Regions from separate parts of the Homo sapiens genome. Here all the other regions are linked to region 3. The links are chromatin contacts, found by Hi-C or POLR2A ChIA-PET in ENCODE. All regions are on one chromosome and are shown on one strand. Each heading gives the region's core, a stretch centred on a gene start or an enhancer-like site at or near the end of the contact. The rest is flanking DNA. Distances are from core to core; before and after follow the strand shown. Region 1 overlaps GAB2 (GRB2 associated binding protein 2). Region 2 overlaps GAB2 (GRB2 associated binding protein 2). Region 3 overlaps NARS2 (asparaginyl-tRNA synthetase 2, mitochondrial).

Evidence for each region. Hi-C counts contacts between places; a loop is a spot of excess contacts on that map. ChIA-PET counts read pairs that join two places held with the same protein, here RNA polymerase II (POLR2A). Pooled maps may share reads with other maps.
Region 1: a map with no recorded cell type shows a loop between it and region 3 (13-fold over the local background). The contact joins two enhancer-like sites. A Hi-C loop is called at or near these places in 8 of 37 single-sample maps with no recorded cell type and 9 of 50 pooled maps. POLR2A ChIA-PET finds 5 or more read pairs at or near these places in 3 of 52 experiments (AG04450, Caco-2 and Panc1).
Region 2: a map of naive thymus-derived CD4-positive, alpha-beta T cell shows a loop between it and region 3 (3-fold over the local background). The contact joins two enhancer-like sites. A Hi-C loop is called at or near these places in 1 of 168 maps with a recorded cell type or tissue (naive thymus-derived CD4-positive, alpha-beta T cell) and 4 of 50 pooled maps. POLR2A ChIA-PET finds 5 or more read pairs at or near these places in 2 of 52 experiments (AG04450 and activated T-cell).

What each region holds. Positions count from the first base shown.
Region 1 is chr11:78,308,828-78,312,744 of GRCh38, forward strand. All of the region lies in intron 1 of GAB2 (GRB2 associated binding protein 2), which reads right to left. All of the region lies in intron 1 of LOC105369402 (a long non-coding RNA gene), which reads left to right. Among named protein-coding and RNA genes, the nearest start is that of GAB2, 110 kb to the right of the region's middle. Within about 2 kb of position 1,909, at least 17 of the 41 ENCODE cell types and tissues checked have a DNase peak (open chromatin) inside an H3K27ac peak, as active enhancers do.
Region 2 is chr11:78,290,359-78,293,937 of GRCh38, forward strand. All of the region lies in intron 1 of GAB2 (GRB2 associated binding protein 2), which reads right to left. Among named protein-coding and RNA genes, the nearest start is that of USP35, 100 kb to the left of the region's middle. RefSeq lists an enhancer at 1-199. Within about 2 kb of position 1,938, at least 2 of the 41 ENCODE cell types and tissues checked have a DNase peak (open chromatin) inside an H3K27ac peak, as active enhancers do.
Region 3 is chr11:78,463,869-78,467,549 of GRCh38, forward strand. It overlaps NARS2 (asparaginyl-tRNA synthetase 2, mitochondrial), which reads right to left. Exons shown (of 14, transcript NM_024678.6): 11 at 2,008-2,145. Among named protein-coding and RNA genes, the nearest start is that of LINC02728, 36 kb to the left of the region's middle. RefSeq lists enhancers at 1,602-1,651, 1,822-2,061, 2,172-2,231 and a silencer at 3,458-3,625. Within about 2 kb of position 1,628, at least 8 of the 41 ENCODE cell types and tissues checked have a DNase peak (open chromatin) inside an H3K27ac peak, as active enhancers do.

The sequences.
Region 1 (3,917 bases), core at 659-3,158, 150 kb before region 3:
TTGACCTGGGTGGTAATTACATGGGTGTTTCCTTTATAGTACAGTATATATTATATATAATTTTTGTGTGTGTATTCCATTTCACAATAAAAAGTTGAAGACATAGTTGGAAACATCCTGGAAAGATGCTGAGGGTAGGAGAAGTCTAGAGACAGGAAGAGAAATTAACAGCTAGTCACGACAGTACAGGCAAGGGAGAGCCTGAGTAATGTCACTGGGAGTGGGGACAGAAAAAAAGGTATTTGAGAATTACTTAGGAGTTAGGTCTTAGTGACCCACTAGAAATGAAAACTGCGGGAGAGAGAAGAGTCAAAAGTAACTGCCAGATAAAAGTTTCAAGCTTGGGAGATCAGATGACAGGTAGGGAAATATTAAGAGTAGCAGACTCAAGCAATTAAAAAAATTGAGATATGATTCACATGCAATACAATCTACCCTTTACAGTGTACAATTCAGTAGCTTTTAGTATACTTGCAAGGTTGTACAACCATCACCACTATTTAATTCCAGAATATTTTCATCACCCAAAAAGAAATTCCATACTAACTAACAGCCTTTCCCCAGTCCCTGTCCCCCTCCCCAGCCTTCATGTAATTTTAAGAGAATAAAATCTTGTGGTTAAACCCTGCCCCCTGCCTTTTTTTTTTTTTTTTTTAAATTGAGACAGGGTCTCAGTCTGTCGCTCAGGCTGGAGTACAGTGGCATGATCACAGCTCACTGCAACCTCAACCTCCCCAGGGTTGAGGGGATCCTCCCACCTCAGCCCCCTGAGTAGCTGGGACTACAGGCACATGCCACCATGCCTGGCTAATATTTTTTTAAAAAACCTGTCTTGACAGAGCAACAATGATATTCAACTGGTCTCAGCAGTTCAATCCCCAAGATCTTAATTTGCTTCTCTATTTCACAAAGTGGAGAGCTCTGGGGAAACAGAAAAGCTGCTTTTCTCAGGATATAGAGAGTAACATCCTGTTTCCTAGTTCTACCTTGGATAGGGACTCAAGTCAACAGAGAGAGATCAAGGGTGGCAGAGAGAGGTGTCTGGTTATAATGGCTTTCAATCAGTCCCAGTACGGTTCACTTTGGGGAGGGTTAGAAATGTGTGTGTGTGTGTGTGTGTGTGTGTGTGTGTGTGTGTGTGTGTGCGCGCGCGCCTGTGTGTGTGGTGGTGGCAGTGGTGGGGTAAGTTGTCACAATGATTGGAAAGCCTTACAGGCATTAGAGGGCAGAGGACAGGTATATTAACCTCAAACCATGCATAGGATAAAATCTCGCATAACAAAGAATTGTCCCACCTACAATTTCAATACACGCCTCTGAGAAATGTGGGGGTGGAGGGAGTGAGGGGTTGGGCAGAATTCCTATTATTTCTGCAAGTACAAAAACCAAAATGAGCCGGGTGCGGTGGCTCACGCCTGTAATCCCAGCACTTTGGGAGGCCAAGGCGGTTGGATAACGAGGTCAGGAGATCAAGACCATCCTGGCTAACACGGTGAAACCCCGTCTCTACTAAAAATACAAAAAAAAAAAAAAAAATTAGCCGGGCACGGTGGTGGGCGCCTGTAGTCCCAGCTACTCGGGAGGCTGAGGCAGGAGAATGGCGTGAACCTGGGAGGCGGAGCTTGCAGTGAGCCAAGATCGTGCCACTTGCACTCCAGCCTGGGCGACAGAGCAAGACTCTGTCTCAAAAAAAAAAAAAAAAAGAAAAAAAAATCAAAATGAAAGTTATGATCTGTAAGCGGGAACCAGGCCCAGGCCCAAGAATGTGTGGTTAAAAATAGCTTAGAGAACAGAAGATTTAAATGAGCTCACAGTGAAAAGGGTTATTAATGGAAACTCAGATATTAATAGTGATGAATCTCAGTTCACCAAGGCGAACCGCAGCCCAGGCCTGGTCGTGTTCCAGCGCCACTGTCCTTCAGTCTCTGATGTGTGTTACAGCTGCAGCTTCAGGTGTGGGAAAGAGCAAAGTTCATTGCCACAAACCCTGAGCCTCGTATCACCCATCAGAAAGAGTACCCTTGTGGGTATGTCCTACAGTTCATTCTAAAAAAATAAGAAGACCCATTAGGGAGCTCTCTACACAGGGGAAAAAAGTTTGATTTGTCTCCTTACTAAAGGTTTTTTCTTTCACTACAATGATTTTGTATGAAATTCTGCCACTGAAGAACCCTGTTAAAATTAGCAATTTACTTTCAAACATTTATTATGTGTGAAGCTCTGGGAAGCAGAGGCAACAAGATGGGACAGTTCTCAGATCAAAAGGGCTTCTGTTCTAGTGGGGAAGCTAAAATATGGGCACAACTTCATAAAATATACATCTGCCTATATAATGTACTGAGGTAAAAATAATTTACTAAATGAAAGTAAGTTTTTTCTTCCCCCCATATTTACTGAACACTTATTAGGTACATTTTATATACATGAAAGTAAGTTTTGGGGTCAGCTTCATTACTTAAGAGCTGCATAAAAATGAGCTCTTTCATATACCTAAGCCTCAGTTTCAATTATAAAATGAAGATGATAATCCTAACCAGGTTGTTACAAGAATCAAGTAAGGTAATATAAAGGTTGTTTTTTTTTCTTTCCCTAAAGAATATTATATATATAAACTTTCCTATAAAGTTCTATTACAGAAAAGGAAGAATTTTTATTTGATATAAGAACAGTTCAACAAAGGATAGAGCATTTGAACTGGGCTTCAAACATACGGTTAGGATAGTAAATGCATTACACCAAAAGTAATAAATTATTCAATAAGTTTTCACTGAGCCACTATAACATAACAACAAAAGCCTCTGCGTGCCAGGCTGTGGGCCAGGCAGTGGTGTTGGTACTGCTTATTATATTGCTTTTAAATTGCCTCCATGCATTTGTTTATTCATTAATTCTTTCCATAAATACATAAGATACAATTAGTTTACCAGAGTAGCAAGACACCTAGAAAGCCTGAGACAACTGGACTTGGAGCGAGGCGGTAGTTAGGTATGAGGCTGTGGGCAAGAAGAGGTGCCTACAGAAGCTCAATCCCACCAGGTCATACAGAGGCCAGAGCCCTGAGGCCCTGAGATGGGGTGAGAGAAACAGGTAAGAGGCAGAGCAGAGTTCTACCGACAATTTTACCTAACAAACAATGCCGTCCAGGGCTGGCTGTAGTGATAGACATCAGCTTCATGCCTTGCTGCAAATTACGAAGAATACCAACCTTCCTCCCATGTCTAGGCTTGAAAACAGCCCTTTTTCTAGGTCTGTGTCACAGGGCAGCACATTACATAAGATGCCCTGAACTGAGGGCACAACCAACTGAATGTTCCTGGTGTTTACTGTAAACTCTGAGCCAGCATGACCTGTGGAGTTTAAAAAAAAAAAAAAAAGGTAATTTCCCTACAGTTCTTCAATAAGAAAGTAAGAGGAAAACAAGAGGGAGATTCTGGGGTTTCTCCAAGCTGTGTGGTCTTTACCACCACCACCACCACCACCACCACAACAAAAACAAAATACAGTTACTTTGGGCCAGGCACTCTCCTAAGCACTTTACATATAAGAGTTCATTCCATCCTTACAACATCCTGTGAGTTGTTACTATTATTATCCCATTTTATTTTATTTATTTTTTGAGACGGAGTCTCGCTCTGTCGCCCAGGCTGGAGTGCAGTGGCACGATCTCAGCTCAGTGCAACCTCCACCTCGCTGTTTCAAGCAATTCCCCTGCCTCAGCCTCCCGAGTAGCTGGGATTACAGGTGCCCACCACCATGCCCCGCTAATTTTTTTTGTAGTTTTAGTAGAGACAGGGTTTCACCATGTTGGCCAGACTGGTCATGAACTCCTGACCTCAGGCGATCCAACTGCCTCAGCCTCCCAAAGTGCTGGAATTACAGGCGTGAGCCACTGCGCCTGGCCTATTATCCAATTTTAA
Region 2 (3,579 bases), core at 688-3,187, 170 kb before region 3:
CTTCTGTCAGAAAACAAACCATTTCACAACCATCAAGACCACAAAGTGTGGGTACATATGACCTGGAAGTTGCATCACTCCTAGCTGTTGAACAGACAGTACATGTCACATGAACCTGTCTCTATCCTTTGGGTTAGATCTCAAGGTCTTCAAGCATGTAGAATGAGGCTATAACTTCCTCTTATTGCTCTTGGCGCCCAGAAAACCTAGGTGGGCCACAATTTAGCTGTGCAAGAGTGTTATGCTCCCTTCTGGTGACAATGAAGGCCCGTGAAAGTTTATCACACCAGGATTCTGCAAGATTCTGCCTGGAGTCATGATCATAGTGTTGTTCTAAGATATAAAGGGCCGCCAATATGTGGAAGAGCGATTTGATTTATTTTTAGTTACTCAACATACTCAAGTTGAACAAGTACCAGCAGGAGCAGTCTACGGAAAACCAAATTTTATTTTTTTTAGAACGTAAGAACTTTCTAAATGAGTGGTCCAAAGCAGGTCTCTTGGAAACTGGAGAATACTCAACACTGGAGATTTTGAAGAAAGAGGCAAGGTGAGGGATCAGCAAACTTTGTTAAGGATGTTAGCAAATATTTTGGGTTTTACAGGTCATATTTTCTCTGTCATAACTACTCAGTTCTATAGTGGCATGACAGCAACCATACACAATTCATAAGCAAACAGGCATGGCTGTGTTCCAATAAAACTGCTTAGAAAAAGAAGTGGTGGCAGGATTTGTTTGTTGACTCCTGGCCTAAACAAAGGGTGGGAAGGTTGGGGAGTGTGACAGAAGAAGGGCTCAAAGAGTAGATCAAGGCTGGGCGTGGTGGCTCACGTCTGTAATCCCAGCATTTTGAGAGGCCGAGGCAGGCAGATCACGAGGTCAGGAGATTGAGACCATCCTGGCTAATACGGTGAAACCGTCTCTACTAAAACGACAAAAAAAAAAAAAAAAAAAAAATTAGCCAGGCGTGGTGGCGAGCACCTGTAGTCCCAGCTACTCGGGAGGCTGAGGCAGAAGAATGGCTTGAACCTGGGAGGCAGAGCTTACGGTGAGCGGAGATCGCACCACTGCACTCCAGCCTGGGCAACAGAGCAAGACTCTGTCTCTGTCTCAAAAAAAAAAAAGAGTAGATCAATAGATGGACAAGAGACTACCTAAGGTCTATTCTCCCCTATCTTGAGAGACTTACTTTTTTCTTTTTCTTTTTTTTTTTTTTTTTTTTTTTTTTTTGCGACAGGGTCTCCCTCTGTTGCCCAGACGGGAGTGCAGTGGCGCAAACATGGCTCACTGTAGCCCCGACCTCCTAGGCTCAAGCGATCCTCCTACCTCAGCCTCCCATTTAGCTGTGATCACAGGATGCGCCATCATACCCAGTTAATTTTTTTTTTTAGAGATGGAGTCTCACTATGCTGGCTAGGCTAATGTCAAATTCATAGGCTCAAGTAATTCTCCCACCTCAGCATCCCAAAGTGCTGGAATTACAGATGAGCCACTGTACCCAGCCCCTTATGTATTTTTTAACTAAGAAAACATGATATGGTAACACCTCATTTAATCAGATTACTCAGATTCTTAGAACAGAGGGATGTGTTCTTCTGAATAACCACATCTCCACCTGGGAGCTTCACTAAGAGGTGTGTAGGGGTGTGTGTGTGTGTGTGTGTGTGTGTGAGAGAGAGAGAGTCAGTCTTTGTTATTGGTGAATTTTTAAAAAATAAGGCAAAGAGCTTTTTGAAGATACAACTGTTATGTTCTTCATATACCCGCCTAACAGGTTTAAATTATAGGTATCACCCAGTAACCTCAGTTAGATTCAGATTAACCATAAACCTCACTTCATAGGATTCTCTAGGTTTACTGGCAGTTTTTGGTTTTACCCTCTTCAGAAAGCGGGAAGTTAAAAGGACACGCCTATTCCAGGAGTTTCGCAAAAGCCTCTTCCAAGTAATGTCTTGCCCCTTCTACAACCTTAGCCACAAGGCACGTGAGATTTGGTATCAGAAAAGATGATTTGAGACCTTGAGAAGTCCTTAGTCATCAAAGAAGAGTTCTGTTATCTTTGGTATACCAAAGTCAGGGCAGAAGATAGAAGATTCTGGAGGTTTAGAAATATTTTCAACTGTCAACTCTCAGGTGGTGATGTGGTTGAGTTCTAGCTCAAACAAACACAAAGACACAGGGGAATCTGATCTCACTTCTGAACATATGATGTACAAGTCTATCCTAATATATTTCAACACGAAGCTACTATGCCAGTCTCGTGTCCCATAATAGTTAACAGCAAACATTACAAGAGTACAGTGGGAGTCATGTAACAGTTACACATTTTTGAAGGCACACTTCCTGAGCGAGGAAAGGCTTTTTGCTATCCTTCCTCTAGCAATCCTTCGACTACTCTGGACCATAGAGACTTTATACTCTCTGAGGAAATTTTTAAAAGTGTATTTGCTGAGCTCTTGCTACCTGCCATGTGCTTTCTACTCATTATCACATTTAATCCTTTAACAAATGCTGCAAGGTAAATAGGATCCTCTTAACAGGTGAGGAAAAAGAAGTTCATAGAGATTAAACAACTTACAGAGACCACAGCCCAAGATCTTCTTATTCTGTGGGTCCAGACCCACAAAGAACTTGAGGTGAAGCTACTGCAGATGAATTGCTCACTACACTTTGAGAAACACTGGCCACAGAGTTTATGAATTCAAGTTTATAGTTAATTGGTGATGGCAGATGGCAATAATGCAACTAGAATCTAGGCCTCAGCTCCTAGTCCAAAGTTATTTCCACTCCTCAAATGCAGATCCCCTAGAAGAGAGCAGCATAGTTAACTGTATTTGTTCTGGACTCATTCATCTGAGAAAGGGCAGATAAGTACAGTTTCCCTCGGACTCTAAAGGAACTTATTTGCTCCTCGGGCACAGAATGAATTTTTTCTTACCCCAAGACTATGACATTCTGAGGTCAGGGGCTTTTGTATCTCCAGCATTTATTTAGCACAGGACTTGATACTTCCAAAGCACTATATAACTGTTCAATGAAAGTTATACCAAAGGAACAAAATAATGTTTATTTGCTTCTGTTTTGGGGGAAAAAAACCTCTCAGTCAGATGATCTGTTAATTTAACACAATCTCTATTCCAGGTAAGATGGTACACAGACACCATAAACACAAAAGATCACCTAGAATCCTTTATATAAAGCTGACTCCAACTATAGGCTTCAAGGAGTAGATCATGGTAATCTAGATTAAGCCAATTTGCACCATTTCATCCTACATGCCACTGTGATCAGTTTAGCGACAAGCGTTATGTTCCAAGCCAGCTCAGAGTCATTAAGATTCAACTCCAGGACCTTTGTTTTGTGTTACTCAAACTGGCTGTGTCACTGGACAAAGGGTTGTCACAATATTTCCCTGAAGTTGCAGGAACCACTATTTGTCGCCTAAGAACAGCCAACCGAGAGAGAGCAAGAGAAAAAGAGTACGTGTGAGAGTGAGGGAGAGCGAGAGCATGCAAGCAGGTTAAAAGATGGATATTGATGAAATATGAGTCTTTTTTTATTTTTATTTTTATTATACT
Region 3 (3,681 bases), core at 378-2,877:
ATTTCTATTTGATAGTCCAAACCAAAGCAGTCTAAGCCTCCTCCTGCTCTGCCAAGCCAGCTTTTCCTTTGCCTGATTGTGCAGTGTCCGGAATTGGTGGGTTCTTGGTCTCACTGACTTCAACAATGAAGCCGCGGACCCTCACGGTGAGTGTTACAGTTCTTAAAGGCGGCGCGTCCGGAGTTTGTTCCTTCTGATGTTCGGATGTGTTTGGAGTTTCTTCCTTCTGGTGGGTTCGTGGTCTGGCTGGCTCAGGAGTGAAGCTGCAGACCTTCGCGGTGAGTGTTAACAGCTCTTTAGGCGGCGTGTCTGGAGTTCTTCATTCCTCCCGGTGGGCTCGTGGGCTCGCTGGCTTCAGGAGTGAAGCTGCAGATCTTCGCGGTGAGTGTTACAGCTCATAAAGGCAGTGTGGACCCAAAGAGTGAGCAGGAGCAAGATTTATTGCAAAGAGCGAAAGAACAAAACTTCCACAGTGTGGAAGGGGACCCGAGCGGGTTGCTACTGCTGGCTCGGGCAGCCTGCTTTTATTCTCTTATCTGGCCCCACCCACATCCTGCTGATTGGTAGAGCAGAGTGGTCTGTTTTGACAGGGCGCTGATTGGTACATTTACAGTCCCTGAGCTAGACACAAAGGTTCTCCACGTCCCCACCAGATTAGCTAGATACAGAGTGTCCACACAAAGGTTCTCCAAGTCCCCACCAGAGTAGCTAGACAGTGTCCACTGGTGCATTCACAACCCTGAGCTAGACACAGGGTGCTGATTGGTGTGTTTTCAAACCTTGAGCTAGATAGAGTGCTGATTGGTGTATTTACAATCCCTTAGCTAGACATAAAGGTTCTCCAAGTCCCCATCAGAGTAGCTAGAAACAGAGTGTCCACTGGTGCATTCACAAACCCTGAGCTAGACAGAGGGTGCTGTTTGGTGTGTTTACAAACCTTGAGCTAGATACAGAGTGCCGATTGGTGTATTTACAATCTCTTAGCTAGACATAAAGGTTCTCCACGTCCCCACCAGACTCAGGAGCCCAGCTGGCTTCACCCAGTGGATCCCACACTGGGGCTGCAGGTGGACCTGCCTGCCAGTCCCGCGCCATGCGCCTGCACTCCTCAGCCCTTGGGTGGTCAATGGGACTGGGCGCCGTGGAGCAGGGGGCGGCGCTCGTCAGGGAGGCTTCAGCGACACAGGAGCCCACGGAGGGGTGGGGAGGCTCAGGCATGGGGGGCTGCAGGTCCCGAGCCCTGCCCCACGGGAAGGCAGCTAAGGCCTGGCAGGAAATTGAGCACAGCTGCTGCTGGCCCAGGTGCTAAGCCCCTCACTGCCCGGAGCAGGTGGGGCCCGCCGAGCCCACACCCACCTGGAACTCGCACTGGCCCGCAAGCACCGCAGGCAGCCCTGGTTCCCGCCCATGCCTCTCCCTCCACACCACCCCACAAGCTGAGGGAGCCGGCTCCGGCCTTGGCCAGCCCAGAAAGGGGCTCCCACAGTGCAGTGGCAGGCTGAAGGGCTCCTCAAGTGCCGCCAAAGTGGGCGCCAAGGCCGAGGAGGCGCCGAGAGCGAGAGAGGGCTGTGAGGGCTACCAGCACGCTGTCACCTCTCAGTGCCACTGCTCTCATCTCTTGCCCAGTATGCCTTCCCTCCTAGGAGTCTCCTAACCAGTACTTCACCACAGACTAACAAGCTTGGTATAGCCATACAGTGTTCTAGGCCACTTCCTCTCAGTCATTACAAAACAAAACAAAACAAAATGAAACATAACAAAACGAAACAAAGAAAACCTAGATTTGCACCTGCTAAACTAAGAAGAAGACCTTGTGACAGAAATGAGGAAGTACGTTTATAGAACACTGGGATCTTCTTTGGGAAAAATTTTTAAGAGATGTCTTTGAAAAACATTATCATTTTAAGAGATAGAGTGATAGATGACATTTAAGAAAAGATCACAAAGGCTAAATGAAAAACCCAACCTAAGAGGACTAACCCCAATTTATTTAGTATCTCTTCTTACCGTGTGCTGAGGGCCATCTTCATTATCCCTCATGTAGAAAGGCTTGAGTGTTAATGGATAATTAATAACGAAGACAGGTATGTTGCCACAGTGCTTCACCAGGTACTTTTCATGTTCAGTCCGTAGGTCAGCACCCCACTGTAATGAGAAGAAAGAAATGACCAAAAGAGGAGACAGAGGTGAAATATACAATTAAGCAGCTGAAAATAACCTGCATCAATTCTAAGGGCTTCATCTTCCTGAGGCTCCATGTGTGGAGCTAGCTGCTAAGGTTACACAGCTGACTAAACAAGAGAGAGATATTTGTTAACAAGAACACCTACAGGCCTGGAAAGATGAAAGCTGAGGCCAGTAGATAGACACTATGCTTACTGTGTCCCCATTGCTCCCCCACCCCCACCCCCCAGGAGCAGACAATACAGCACCTGCAGGAAAACAAAGTCTACTTTACAAGGAGATAAAAAAAAAAACCTGACTTCAGAATCACAATTTTTAATAGTGCCTACAGCTTCTTCCACGTTATTGTTCCTAAGTCTCAGGAAATTAAATGATAGAAGATAATATTCCTAATATTGAGCCTATCTTTGGCTAAATGACTTCTCTTGGTGACTTTTGTTTTTTTTGAGACAGAGTCTGGCTGTGTCGCCCAGGCTAGAGTGCAGTGGTGCAATCTCGGCTCACTGCAACCTCTGTCTCCCGGGTTCAAGTGATTCTCCTGCCTCAGCCTCCCAAGTAACTGGGACTTCAGGTGCCCGCCACCATGCCCGGCTATTTTTTTTGTATTTTCAGTAGAGATGGGGTTTCACTACGTTGGCCAGGCTGGTCTTGAACTCCTGATTTCGTGATCTGCCCACCTTGGCCTCCCAAAGTGCTGGGATTACAGGTGTGAGCCACAGTGATGGCCGGTGACTTCTTTTTAAATAAAAAGAGTCAACTCATGTATGAGATGCTCTTTGATGAATATTTATTAACTCTGTTCAATATATTTATTAAGCAAATACTAATGTGCCTATTAAATTCCAGGTACCATATGATATACTGGATATAGTGGTAAGAAAAAGTTATAATCCCTGACTTCATGAAGCTTCCAGGGTTAGGAGAAAAAGAAATGAAAACTTACACAAAGAATTGATCATAAATATAACAAACAGAGGTTACTTTTGTAATACATAAAGATCTGACTTAATTGGGATTGAACCGGTACAAGGAATAGTTTAAACACAAAGGTTAACATTATCTTATTACTACCACTTGTTTGGCAGTATCTTAGTTACAGGAAAAAATAACTGGAATAGGAAAAGAGTTTTGCCTCCAACATTATACATATGTCCATTGACAGACCATGTGGTCTCTCTGGACCTATATCATTGCCAATAAAATAAAAAAGCTCTGGCCAGGCATGGTGGCTCATGCCTTTAATCCCAGCACCTTGGGAAGCCGAGGAGTGCTTGAGCACAGAAGCCCGAGACTAGCCTAGGCAACATAACCCTGTCTCTACAAAAAATAAAAAAATCAGCCAGACCTGGTGGCACGCACCTGTAGTCCCAGATAGTTGGGAGACTGAGTTGGGAGGAATGATGAGAGCCTGGGAGGTGGAATCTGCAGTGAGCCATGTTTGCACCACTGCACTCCAGCCTCGGCAACACAGAGAGATCTTGTCTTTCAAAAAATAAA